Regions from separate parts of the Homo sapiens genome. Here region 2 is linked to region 1. A link is a contact called in ENCODE Hi-C or POLR2A ChIA-PET data. All regions are on one chromosome and are shown on one strand. Each heading gives the region's core, a stretch centred on a gene start or an enhancer-like site at or near the end of the contact. The rest is flanking DNA. Distances are from core to core; before and after follow the strand shown.

The links. A loop is a pair of places that touch in the nucleus more often than their neighbours do. ChIA-PET counts read pairs that join two places held with the same protein, here RNA polymerase II (POLR2A). Pooled maps may share reads with other maps.
Region 2: a map of naive thymus-derived CD4-positive, alpha-beta T cell shows a loop between it and region 1 (1.8-fold over the local background). The contact joins two enhancer-like sites. A Hi-C loop is called at or near these places in 2 of 168 maps with a recorded cell type or tissue (B cell and naive thymus-derived CD4-positive, alpha-beta T cell), 1 of 37 single-sample maps with no recorded cell type and 2 of 50 pooled maps. POLR2A ChIA-PET finds 5 or more read pairs at or near these places in 6 of 52 experiments (GM12878, OCI-LY7, PC-3 and 3 more).

The regions. Positions count from the first base shown.
Region 1 is chr11:73,045,964-73,051,786 of GRCh38, forward strand. The region is part of intron 3 of FCHSD2 (FCH and double SH3 domains 2); the gene reads right to left. Among named protein-coding and RNA genes, the nearest start is that of FCHSD2, 93 kb to the right of the region's middle. Within about 2 kb of position 2,173, at least 3 of the 41 ENCODE cell types and tissues checked have a DNase peak (open chromatin) inside an H3K27ac peak, as active enhancers do.
Region 2 is chr11:73,093,435-73,099,257 of GRCh38, forward strand. The region is part of intron 2 of FCHSD2 (FCH and double SH3 domains 2); the gene reads right to left. Among named protein-coding and RNA genes, the nearest start is that of FCHSD2, 46 kb to the right of the region's middle. Within about 2 kb of position 2,389, at least 4 of the 41 ENCODE cell types and tissues checked have a DNase peak (open chromatin) inside an H3K27ac peak, as active enhancers do.

The DNA.
Region 1 (5,823 bases), core at 923-3,422:
TATATTTCTACAATAATTTCAGTAATTTTTTTTTTTTTTTTTTTAGAGACAGGGTCTCATTTTGTCACCTAGGCTGAAGTGCAGTGGCAGGATCATAGCTCACTGCCACTTCGAATTACTGGACTCAAGGGATACTGTGGCCTCAGCCTCTGAAGTAGCTGGGACTAAAGACACACACCATGATGCCATGCTGATTTTTTAATGTTTTGTAAAGACAGGGGTCTTGCCATCTTGCCCAGGCTACAATCGAATTCCTGTGCTCAAGCAATTCTCCCACCTTGGCCTCCCAAAGCACTGGGATTACAGGTGCAAGCCACCATCCCCAGCCTCTGTAAGAATTTTTGAAAAGCCTTATGAACTGATTTTAAAAAGAAAACAATTAATAATAAAAAAGATATGAATGGCCAATACAGCAAGAATGCATTGTAAATAGCTACAAACATTGGAATATGTCTGAATACCAATTTTCATAGAAAGGAAACAAAATTAGATATCATTTTTGGCCCAGGATGGCAAAAATTTAATGACTGGCAGCATCCACTCCTGGTAAGATAGGATGCACCACATTACTATAAATTATTGGTAGAAATATAAATTGGTGTAGCATTTTAAATTTTTATTAGTAATCAAGTTTTTAAAAATGTTTTTACCTACTAATATCTATTAAAATTTTAAATATAGATAGACTTCGCTTACAAGGAAGCCATTTTCAGAACTGCTAAAATAAAAGCACAAGTATAACAAGATAAATAAGTACATTTATTGTAGTATGTGTATTTGTTTGTTTATTGATTGATTGATTAAGACAGGGATTTCACCATGTTGCCCAGGCTGGTCTTGAACTCCTGGCCAAAAACGATCCTCCTACCTCTGCCTCCCAAAATCTTGAGATTACAATCGTAAGCTACCATGCCCAGTCACAGTATTGCTTTAAACAACTTAAATCAATAGGATGTAGATCAAAATATGTGGATGTTAAATAATTTATATCCACAATACGAACTATGATGCTGTCAATAAAATGAGGTCTTTCTGTATTCACTTTGGGAAAATATCAATGATATTTTTATCAATGATAAAAAATACTATTAAATATAAAAGACAAGATGCAGAATAAATGTGAATATAATTCTACTTTTTTATAAAGGAAAAACTACATATTAAATGAGTACACATAAAAGGAAAAGATTTATACCAAACATGACTGTAAATTTGAAAAAAAAAGGCAAATATTTCATGTACCACCCATATTATTTGAATTGTTAAAACTACCATTTTTTTTTTAATTAAAGAAAAAGATTCTTATGAAACAGGATGTCAAAATATCTGGTAGAAGCTACATACCTAAATGATAGGGAAGAAAAGTGGTCAGCTTCACTGTTTTTACTGCATCTTATTCAAGGTTATAAGAAAAAAATATGATCCCCTATAATACTCAAAAGCATGATTTGTACTTGGGATTATATTTTGAAAAAATTAACTGAGAGAAAAACAGAGCACAAGCAATTCTATCCTTTGTTTTGGATTCACATCCCCAGATAGAACAAAAAATACTGGTCATTGACAGTACCTAGCCACTGCCAAGGATAATGCAAAAAGAAATCCTGAAATAAAGTATTAACCTATCAAATAACATAAAACACATCTAAAAACTGTTCCATGATTTCTAACGGCAAATATTTATGCTCTTTCTTTCAGAAATGGGATTAGAACCCCCTTCTCTTTTCCTTTCATTTGGCATCAATGTGACCCCAACAAGTACTTTCTAGGTCTAGGACTATCAAAATGCTATAAAATGTATTGACTTTTTTATAATGTGCAAAGCACTGTATCCCTCAGAATTTACTCAGTAAATATTTGCTAATGACTGTATATACAAATGATGGTGAGCTAATGACTTTGTTATCTCATTTAAGCTTAGCAACAACTGTGAGTTATTTATTAATCCCAATATGCAGAGGGGGAAATGGCTTAAGTAATTTATGTAGAGTGATTATGTTAACAAATGGTGGAGCCATAATTAGAACTCTAATGGTCTTATTCTATATTGTTTCTTTAAGTAGTACATACTGTGAAAACATGAGTTATTTCTAAAAAGGCAGGAAGTTAAAAAAAAAATACAGGAGGAACAAGAAAACAGAACAGAAAGTAATAGAAAAACTTGACAATGTTAGCATATCAAACTGCAAAAAGTAAAAATCTGACCCAAAGCATTTGAGGCATAGCTAGAGCAGCAGGATATTTCTGTATATCCTGTTTAGCCAACTGTAGTTCCTTTCTTCAGCGGCATCCCTCAGCTCATGCCATGTACCGACACACATATGGGACCCAAAAGTTACCTCTGATCTCCCTTAAGCCAAGGTTCATGATAGTCTAGTACTGGCTTGTTATTTACAGGTACTAGGCATTTCAGAGATAATTCCTGCAAAACAGAATGGCTTGGTTAGCTGTGTATGGACCAGCTATTGCTGAATCAATACTCTGTAACAACTCAAAAAGTGGAAATGGATTAAAACAATAAATGCTAACTTCTGCTCATGAATCTGCAGGTTGGCTAGAGCATCTCTGCTTCAGGTTGCAGGGTCAAGTTCAGGTATCCTTCACATATCTTTCATTCTGGGACCCCATCTGAAGTAGTTACCTGGGGCAAGTTCTTCTTACAGTAAGTGCCGGAAGTACGAAAAAGCTGGAAATAACTTGCCATGCCTCTTAAAGCCTCATTTTAGAAATGGCTTTACAGTCAATTCCATCTCCATTCTACTAGTCCAAGCAAGCCGTATGACCAAGTCTAAAATCAGTAAGACAGGGATGTATGTATAGTTCACCTCAAGAGAAAGGGTGGGGAATGAATATTTGCTGAGCAATAATTCAATCTACCATAAACTCTAAGAAAAATTCCCAGAACAATTTCACTTGGATTCAATAACGACCACACAAACATAGCAAGATGTTGATCGAGTAACTCATTGCTATCAAATTCTCACATGACAAAGAGCTATGAAGAACAGTAAATATTTAAATAACAGAATCAAGATGCTAAAACTTCTCAACATACTGACACAGTGGAATAAACCTAATACAATAGAATCTCAAAGGAGTAAAAAGTCCTGCCATGGGTTCAGCGTAGGATGGTGAAGATCTGATTTAATAGCAAGATATGTAAAAAGACGTAGTGGTTTTTGAGTTTGAGCTCATTAAGAACCTTTAATGTGATATCACTGTTTAAAAAATAATGCCACTTAGCACATATTTAAAGTAATAATAACACAGTTGAGTGCCCAGTATATATGAAGTACATAGTAAAACTTTAAGGAAAAAATTAAAACATGACAGAAACTGTCTCATACCCACAACAATATTAAATTTGGTTCTGATTTCTGTATCAATGGCTTAAGAATAATGACAAGAAACAAGATAGGTAAAAGGTTTAAAACAGTTTCATAGGACGTTCAAGTGTGAACTAAATAAACTACAAATTTTTATGATTGGAAAGACTGGGAATGGGATGTAGACTACTAGAAAGAGATAAGAAGTATAAAAATTGTTTTTATCACACTCTGGGGACTGTGGTGGGGTCGGGGGAGGGGGGAGGGATAGCATTGGGAGATATACCTAATGCTAGATGACACGTTAGTGGGTGCAGCGCACCAGCATGGCACATGTATACATATGTAACTAACCTGCACAATGTGCACATGTACCCTAAAACTTAGAGTATAATAAAAAAAAAAAAAAAAAGAAAAAGGGGGAAAGAGAGACACCTGAAGAGTTGGATAATTCTTTTATACTATGTAAGGCATATTTTAAAGGGCTACCATTTTTAGAGGGTACGTTCTTACCAACTTTTTAAGGAGAGGATAAAATTTTGTGAAATCAATATTATGGTTATTAAAAGCACAAAAGGACCATAAAAAAAAAATTGTTTTCAAATTCCTAAAAGTCTATCATGTGTACAAGGAAGGTTTCTTAAAAAAGTTTTGCTCAAGATAAATAGAAACTAACTATAAGCTGAATGCTTTGAGAGAGAGTGAAATACTGTCACTGAATGAATTCAGGTAGAAGTTGCCAGGCCTCTCTATATAAGAAGTCAGTAAACTTTTCTGTAAAAGGCCAGAGAGTAAATATTTTTGGCTCTGCAGGCCATAAGATCTCCAGGGCAACTACCCTAATATACTATTGTAGTGAGAAAGCAGCCATAGACAATATGTAAACAAATAGGTATGTCCGTGGTCTAACAAAACTTTACTTACAAAAACAGGTGTCAGACCAGACAGCCCTAGTTTGCCAGCCTCTATATTAAAAAGAGGGCTGGACCATATGACCTTCACACCACTTCTAGCTCCAAGTTTCCATAAAAAGTCATTAAGCAATTCAACAATATGTAGAAATAAGTGAAAAAGACGTATTTAGATTGATATAGAGACATATCATATGCAGACATATATGTACATTTATAAACCATATAGAAAGAATATTACTATAAACATATATGGGACGGGTCACCTTTATCACAATGGATTTGAGCTATAGCTGCTGAATATATAAGGCTCTTAAATAGTTCCTTTCGTGGGACAACATTGGAGTAATCAGAAAATAGACATAGGAACCCAGGCCCCCACAATGGTTTTTCAGTAACAGGTGAACAAATAAGACATAAACTAAGACTGCTGTCCTTAAACAAGCCTTTCCATATCCACATGGGGAGATAATGGGAACATCTGCAAATTGCCTGCTTAAAGTCCCTTTATATTGGTTGAACGTTATGTCTCCATTCACTAACATGAGGAAAAAACCGTCTCACTGAATCTCAAATACAGCAAATGAAAACTATAATTAAGTTTTACCAAAGGCCGAGAATATCTACTCTAAGAAAAATAATATAAGACTCAGAACACCCCTTCTTGCTACAATGGCCTTCTATTAGTCTCTAGATTAGAACAAAGGTCCTCCAACTGTTTGTTACTGATACATAACAGGCAAGTACAGAAATTGAGAGTAAGCATTTAGAAAGTTTTAAGCAATTTGACATCAGTTAGTTTGTTATCTATAATGGAAATATTTTAAAAATCTTGCTGGGCACAGTGGCTCATGCCTGTAATCCCAACATTTTGGGAGGCCAAGGTGGGAGGATCGCTTGAATCCAAGAGTTCAAGACTAGTCTGGGCTAACAAAGTGAGACCCTGTCTCTACCAAACTTTAAAAATTAGCAGGACGTGGTGTCACACATGGTGCTGCCAGTGGTGTTGCATGCTGAGGAGGGAAAATCAGTTGAACCCAGGGGATTGAGGCTACGGTGAGCCAAGATTGCATTATTGCACTTCAGATTGGGTGACAGAGTAAGACTCTAGCTCTAAAAAATAAAAAAATAAAAAATTTAAATCTGAGAAAATGTAAGCATATTTTCATAATCTGTCATTGTGTCATTTAAATTTTAATCAGCCTATAATTTATAATTTAATATTTTTAGCTAAATTAAGGAAGTAAATAGGTATTTTTACACCTAATTTACAAACAGAAAAAGTTTAATGGGCTTTCCTTGGCAAAAAAAGATAAAATGTCTCTGAATGAGGCAGAGGTAGTAAACCAAACAACAATGAAAGTAATTTCAAAGAAATAAAGACCAACGACTTTATACTATTTTACACAAAAGTATGACTGACAGCAAAGTTTAAAACCACTATGGGTTATCTGCAGAGATGTACTGGCTATGCAACAATAAAACCCTCAAAACCTAAGTAGTATTTATGCAAAAACCATATAGACATTCAAAACAACAAAAAAAATTTGAAATAAATAGTAGTGAATTGCAAAGCCAACAGAAGC
Region 2 (5,823 bases), core at 1,139-3,638, 48 kb after region 1:
TGTCAAAGTGAAGGAGGTATTAGGGATTCTCGAACTTACAGCTGGTGTCAGAATTGAGAGCTGTCTTAGAAGAGCTGTAATGCACCCATTTAAATTCATCACCAAGATAAGCAAAATCCCTAAGAATGTTCAAATTACCAATGGTGGTAGTGAGGATGGGGTATTGATGATTTCTTTTTTTTTTGAGACCGAGTTTCGCTCTTGTTGCCCAGGCTGGAGTGCAATGACGCGGTCTTGGCTCACCACAACCTCCGCCTCCCGGGTTCAAGCGATTCTCCTGCCTCAGCCTCCCAAGTAGCTGGGATTACAGGCATGCACCACCATGCCGAGCTAATTTTTTTTGTATTTTTAGTAGAGACAGGGTTCTTCCACGTTGGTCAGGCTGATCTCGAACTCCCGACCTCAGGTGATCTGCCCACCTCGGCCTCCCAAAGTGTTGGGATTACAGGCGTGAGCCACCACATCCAGCTGATGAATGTTAAGAATAAAGATAGGACTGGGTGTGGTGGCTCATGCCTGTAATCCCAATACTTTGGAAGGCCGAGTCAGGCGGACAACTTGAGGTCAGGAGTTCAAGCCCAGCCTGGCCAACATGGTAAAACCCCGTCTCTACTAAAAATACAAAACTTAGCCAGGTGTGGTGGCGCACATCTGTAATCCCAGCTACCCGGGAGGCTGAGGCAAGAGAATCACTTGAACCCGGGAGGCAGAGGTTACAATGAGCCAAGACCACGCCAATGCACTCCAGCCTGGGCTACAGAGCAAGACTCTTGTCTCCCTGCACCAAAAAAAAAGAATAAAGATAAACAAATCTACCAGAATGGTAAAAATTAGACTGAACTATAGCAATGAGGATAAAGGGCAATGGAACTCTAACATGCCATTGGTGGGAATGTAAAATGGTACAACCACTTGGGGAAAAGTCTGGTCTTACATAATTAAACTTACATTTATTTTGATATAACAATTCCAATACTAGTTATATACCAAGAAAAATGAAAACGTGTCCACAAAAACACTTTTACAAAAATATTTATACCATCTTTAGTCATAAATAGCCAAAAACAGTCCAGTTGTCCATCAATGGGATCATGGATAAACAGTAACATATTTATTCTTAAATGGAGTAAAGCTCAGTAACAAAAACAAATGAACAAGATGACCACTTCATTTTTGCTACGATACTTGACCCCTGTTATTTTATAAATGACACTGCTTAAATATACCTCATATTAGTATATAAAAATATTTATAGCATGGGCAGCAAACTTGTGTAAGGGAACTAGTGCTTTTATTATCAGCAAATTGATAATTGTTTAATAAAGAAATATCTTAATTTTGTTCTGGAATACAGTGGCTGTTTGTAAAGGTATTATTACAGTAAATACTGCAATAGCACTAAAATGATGACCTGAGAATACAAACAAAAATATTTTTTAACGAGGCAAGCGGAACGAACAACTGAAGCTATGTTGTAAGTCTGGCAGAAAGCAAATTATTTGGCTCCTAATAAAAAATATTAATTCTCTAACATCCATTGAATATCTTCTGGATTTCAGGAATTCTACTAAATATGCAATGAGAATATAAAGATGAATGAAACACAGACCCTGCTCTCAAGGGATTCATTTGAATACAGTATAAACAGATGATGCCAAGGCCCACAAATGCTATAGTCATAGAATGAAAATTAGAAGTGTTCTTATTTCTTATTAATTAGGTGACCTTGAGCGAGTTAACTTTCCTGACTGTGCTTCAGTTTCCTATCAATAAAATAAGAATAAAAAGAAAACCTACCTCATAGGTATTATGAGGATTAATTAAGTACATATTTATAAAGGACTTGGGATAAACTTGGCACACAGCAAATGTATTAAAGTATTTGCTAAATAAGTGACAATATCACATTCCACAGCTTATAAATATGAAATCTAATTCAGTTTTAACATTTTCAGTAAATGAATGTGCAAAACACTAACGAAAAATACATCTTAACTACTTCTCATCTTAAATAACAAAGTCAGACTCTCCCCTCTCCTCCAGTCAGAAATCACCCAAAAGAAACAAAGAGAGTAAGAAACATAACTGGAAATATGATCTCCAATAAAACTAGGAAACATATGTATGGACATATAAGGGAATGATATGCTATAAGGAGAGACAACTTGGAATAAGAGGAGAAAGGTAAGGCATAAGGCTCCAAAACTCAAAGCGGGAGTACCTTTGTACAAGCATACTTCCTGAGGTAGTAAACTTAAATTCTGCATTTGCAACAACAAAAGCAGGGAACATGGGCTGGCAGAGGAAGCTTTCCTGTTCATAGTTTGAAGAAGTAGAGGAGACAGAACTAAATAAGGAATCACACAAACAAGCCACGCTGGCAGAAACTGAGTTGCTGGTGTGGCAAAAAGATAGTGAGAGAGCCTACACTATGAACAGCCCTGCAGCAGCAATCTTCACTGACTGGCTGAGGATTAAAAAAAAAAAAAGTTATGCACAAAACCTGCTCACAAACAAAATTGCTGTAAATTTGAAAGACACAACCCTGAGCTACCAACATCTAATATCCTAAAGTGCTATAGAAAAAAACAAAAAACAAAACAAAACAAAAAAACCTTCTCATTCAAAAATAAACCACCATAAAGGAAGAAGGAACGAGGTATCTAAACAGACGTAAAATTTTTAAGAGAAGAAGAAACAGAACAGGAAAAACATGGTAGCAGAAGGACACCCATGAGCAAAAAAATGCTGTCATGAAAGAGATAATATGTAACCAAATATTTAAAATGAATTTTTAAACTTCTTGTATTTAAAAAAGAAAGCAGGCAGGGAACAGTGGCTCACGTCTGTAATCCCAGCACTTAGGGAGGCCAAGGCAGGTGGATCACTTGAGGTCAGGAGTTCGAGACCAGCCTGGCCAACATGTTGAAACCCTGCCTCTACAAAAAAAAAAAAAAAAAAAAAAAATTAGCCAGATGTGGTGGCGGGCGCCTGTAATTCCAGCTACCGGTAAGGCTGAGGCAGGAGAATCACCTGAACACAGGAGGCAGAGGTTGCAGTGAGCCGAGATTGTGCTGCTGCACTCCAGCCTGGGTGGCAGAGCAAAGGAAAGGAAAGGAAAGGAAAGGACAGGACAGGATGAAAGAAAGCATATACCACTTCCAGATAGAATTATAGAATGTCAAACACAAGAGAATAGCAATGGTAAAAAGGTGCATCCTTGTGTTCTTCCTGAACTTATAGGGAAAGTGTTCAGTCTTTCACCACTGAGTACGATGTTACTGTGAGCTTGTCATATGTGCCCTTTAACATGTTAAGGACGTTTCCATGTTTCCCCAGCCTAGACCGTGTCACTACACTCTGGCTTGGGGGACAGCATGAGACCTTGTCTCAAAACAAAAAAAAAAAAGGAAATTTCCTTCCATTCCTAGTTTTCTGAGTCTTTTTATCATGAAAGAGTGTTAAATTATGTGAAATGCTTTTTCTGCCTCTACTGAGATAATCATGTGGTTCTGTCCTTCCTCTTACTAATGTGATGTATTTCATTGATGGATTTTTTTTTTTTTTTTTTTTTTTTTTTTTGATGAGACAGGGTCTCACTCTGGTCATCCAAGCTGGAGTATAGTGGCACAATCTCAGCTCACTGCAGCCTCGACCTCCCAGGCTCAAGCAATCCTCCCACCTCAGCCTCCCAAATAGCTAGAACTACAGGTATGCACCACCAGGCCTGGCTGATTTTTGTATTTTTTCGTAGAGATGGGGTTTCACCATGCTGCCCAGGCTGGTCTTAAACTTCTGAGCTCAAGCTATCCACCTGCCTCAACCTCCCAAGTGGCTCCCTGGGATTGCAGGCGTGTAATCCCACTTGGTCGTGGTGGATAATCCTTTTAATGATTTGCTGTTGGATTCAGTTTCCTAGGTTTGTTTGTTTGGTTTATTTTATTTATTTATTTTTTTTTTTTGCATCTCTCTTCACAAGAAATAGTAGTCTATAGTTTTCTTCTGGTATCTGTTTGATTTTTGTATAAGGGTAAAGACGGCCTCAGAATATGTTAGAAACATTCCCTTTTCTTCTGTTTTTTTGGAATAGTTTTAGTAGGATTGGTGTTAATTCATCATTAACTGTTTGGTAGAATTCACTAGTGGAACCGTCTAGTCCTATTATTTCTTGTGAGGTGTTCTTTTTTTTTTTTTTTTTTCTAATTACTGATTCAATCCCTTCACTTGTTATTGAGAATTTCTATTTTTTTCTGTAATCAGTTTTAGTAATTTGTGTGTTTCTAAGATTTATCTATTTCACCTGAATTATCTAATTTTTGAAGAATTATTATTCATGTTATCATAATCCTTTTAGTTTCTGTAAGGTAGTAGTATCCCCACTGTATTTTCTGTTTGTACATATTTACTCTGTCTATCTATTTTAGAGACAGAGTCTTGCTATGTTATCCCAGTTGGGCTTAAACTCCTGGGCTCAAGCGATCCTCCTGCCTCGGCCTCCAACTGGCTAGGACTAGACTTGCATAGCCCATGGTGCCCAGCTCTTCTTCTAATCTAAGGTTTGCCAATAAGTTATCTTTTCAAAGTACCAACTTTAGTTTCATTGATTCTCTTCATCATTTTTCTATTCTATATCATTTTTCTCTGATCTAACCTTTATTATTTTTCCTTTTGGGTTTAGCATGCTCTTTTCCTAATTCTTAGGGTATAAAGCTAGGTTGTTAACTTGAAATCTTTCTTCTTTTTTAACACAGGCATTTACAACTGTTAAGTTTTCCCTGAATACTAGTTTCACAGCGTAAGTTTTGGTATTGTATATTTTTGTTCTCATTTGTCTCAAAGTATTTTCTAATCTCCCTAGTGACTTCTTTGATCTACTCGTTGTTTAAGAATATGTTTAATTTCTACATATTTGCATATTTTCTGTCCCCTTCTATTAATTGATTTCTAGCTTCATTCCTCTATGGGTAAAGAAAATACTTTATATGATTTTGATCTTTTAAAATTAACTGATAATTGCTTATAATCTAACATATGATCTATCCTGGAAAATGTTTTATGTGTACTTGAGAAAAATATACACTCTACTTCATTGGGTGGAGTGTTCTATATACACCTGTTGGGTCTAGTTTGTTTACAGTATGGTTAGTTGGAATAGAATTGATAGTCCAGGAAAAAAAAAACAAACATCTATGATCAGCTGATTTTCAACAAGGGTGCCAAGAGCACTAAACTGAGAAAGAATAGTCTCTTCAACAAATGGTGCCAAGACAAGATTTCTACATACAAAAAATGAAAGTGGATCCCTATCTCATTTCAAATATAAAATTTAAAATGGCTCAAAGACCTAAATGTAACAGCTAAAACTATAAAACTCTTAAAGGAAAACACAGGGGCAATTCTTCATGACCTTGGATTTTGCAATGCATTCCTAGATGGGAAACCAAAAGCACAAACAACGAAGAAAAAACAGGTAAAATGAACTTCATCAAAATTTAAATCCAGGTGCCAGTGGCTCATCCCTATAATCTCAACACTTTGGGAGACTGAAGCAGGAGGATCACCTGAGCTCAGGAGTTCAAAGCCAGCCTGGCCCACATAGTAAGACACCATCTCTACAAAATAAAAAAATTAATTAGTCGGAGGTAGTGGTACATGCCTATTGTCCCAGCTACTCAGGAGGCTGAGGTAGAAGAATCACCGAGCCCAGGCGTTCCAGGTTGCAGTAAGCTATGACTGTGCCACTGCACTCCAGCCTCAGCAATGGAGCAAGACCCTGCTTCCAAAAATAAACACACAATGAGGTACTACTTCCTACCCACTAGG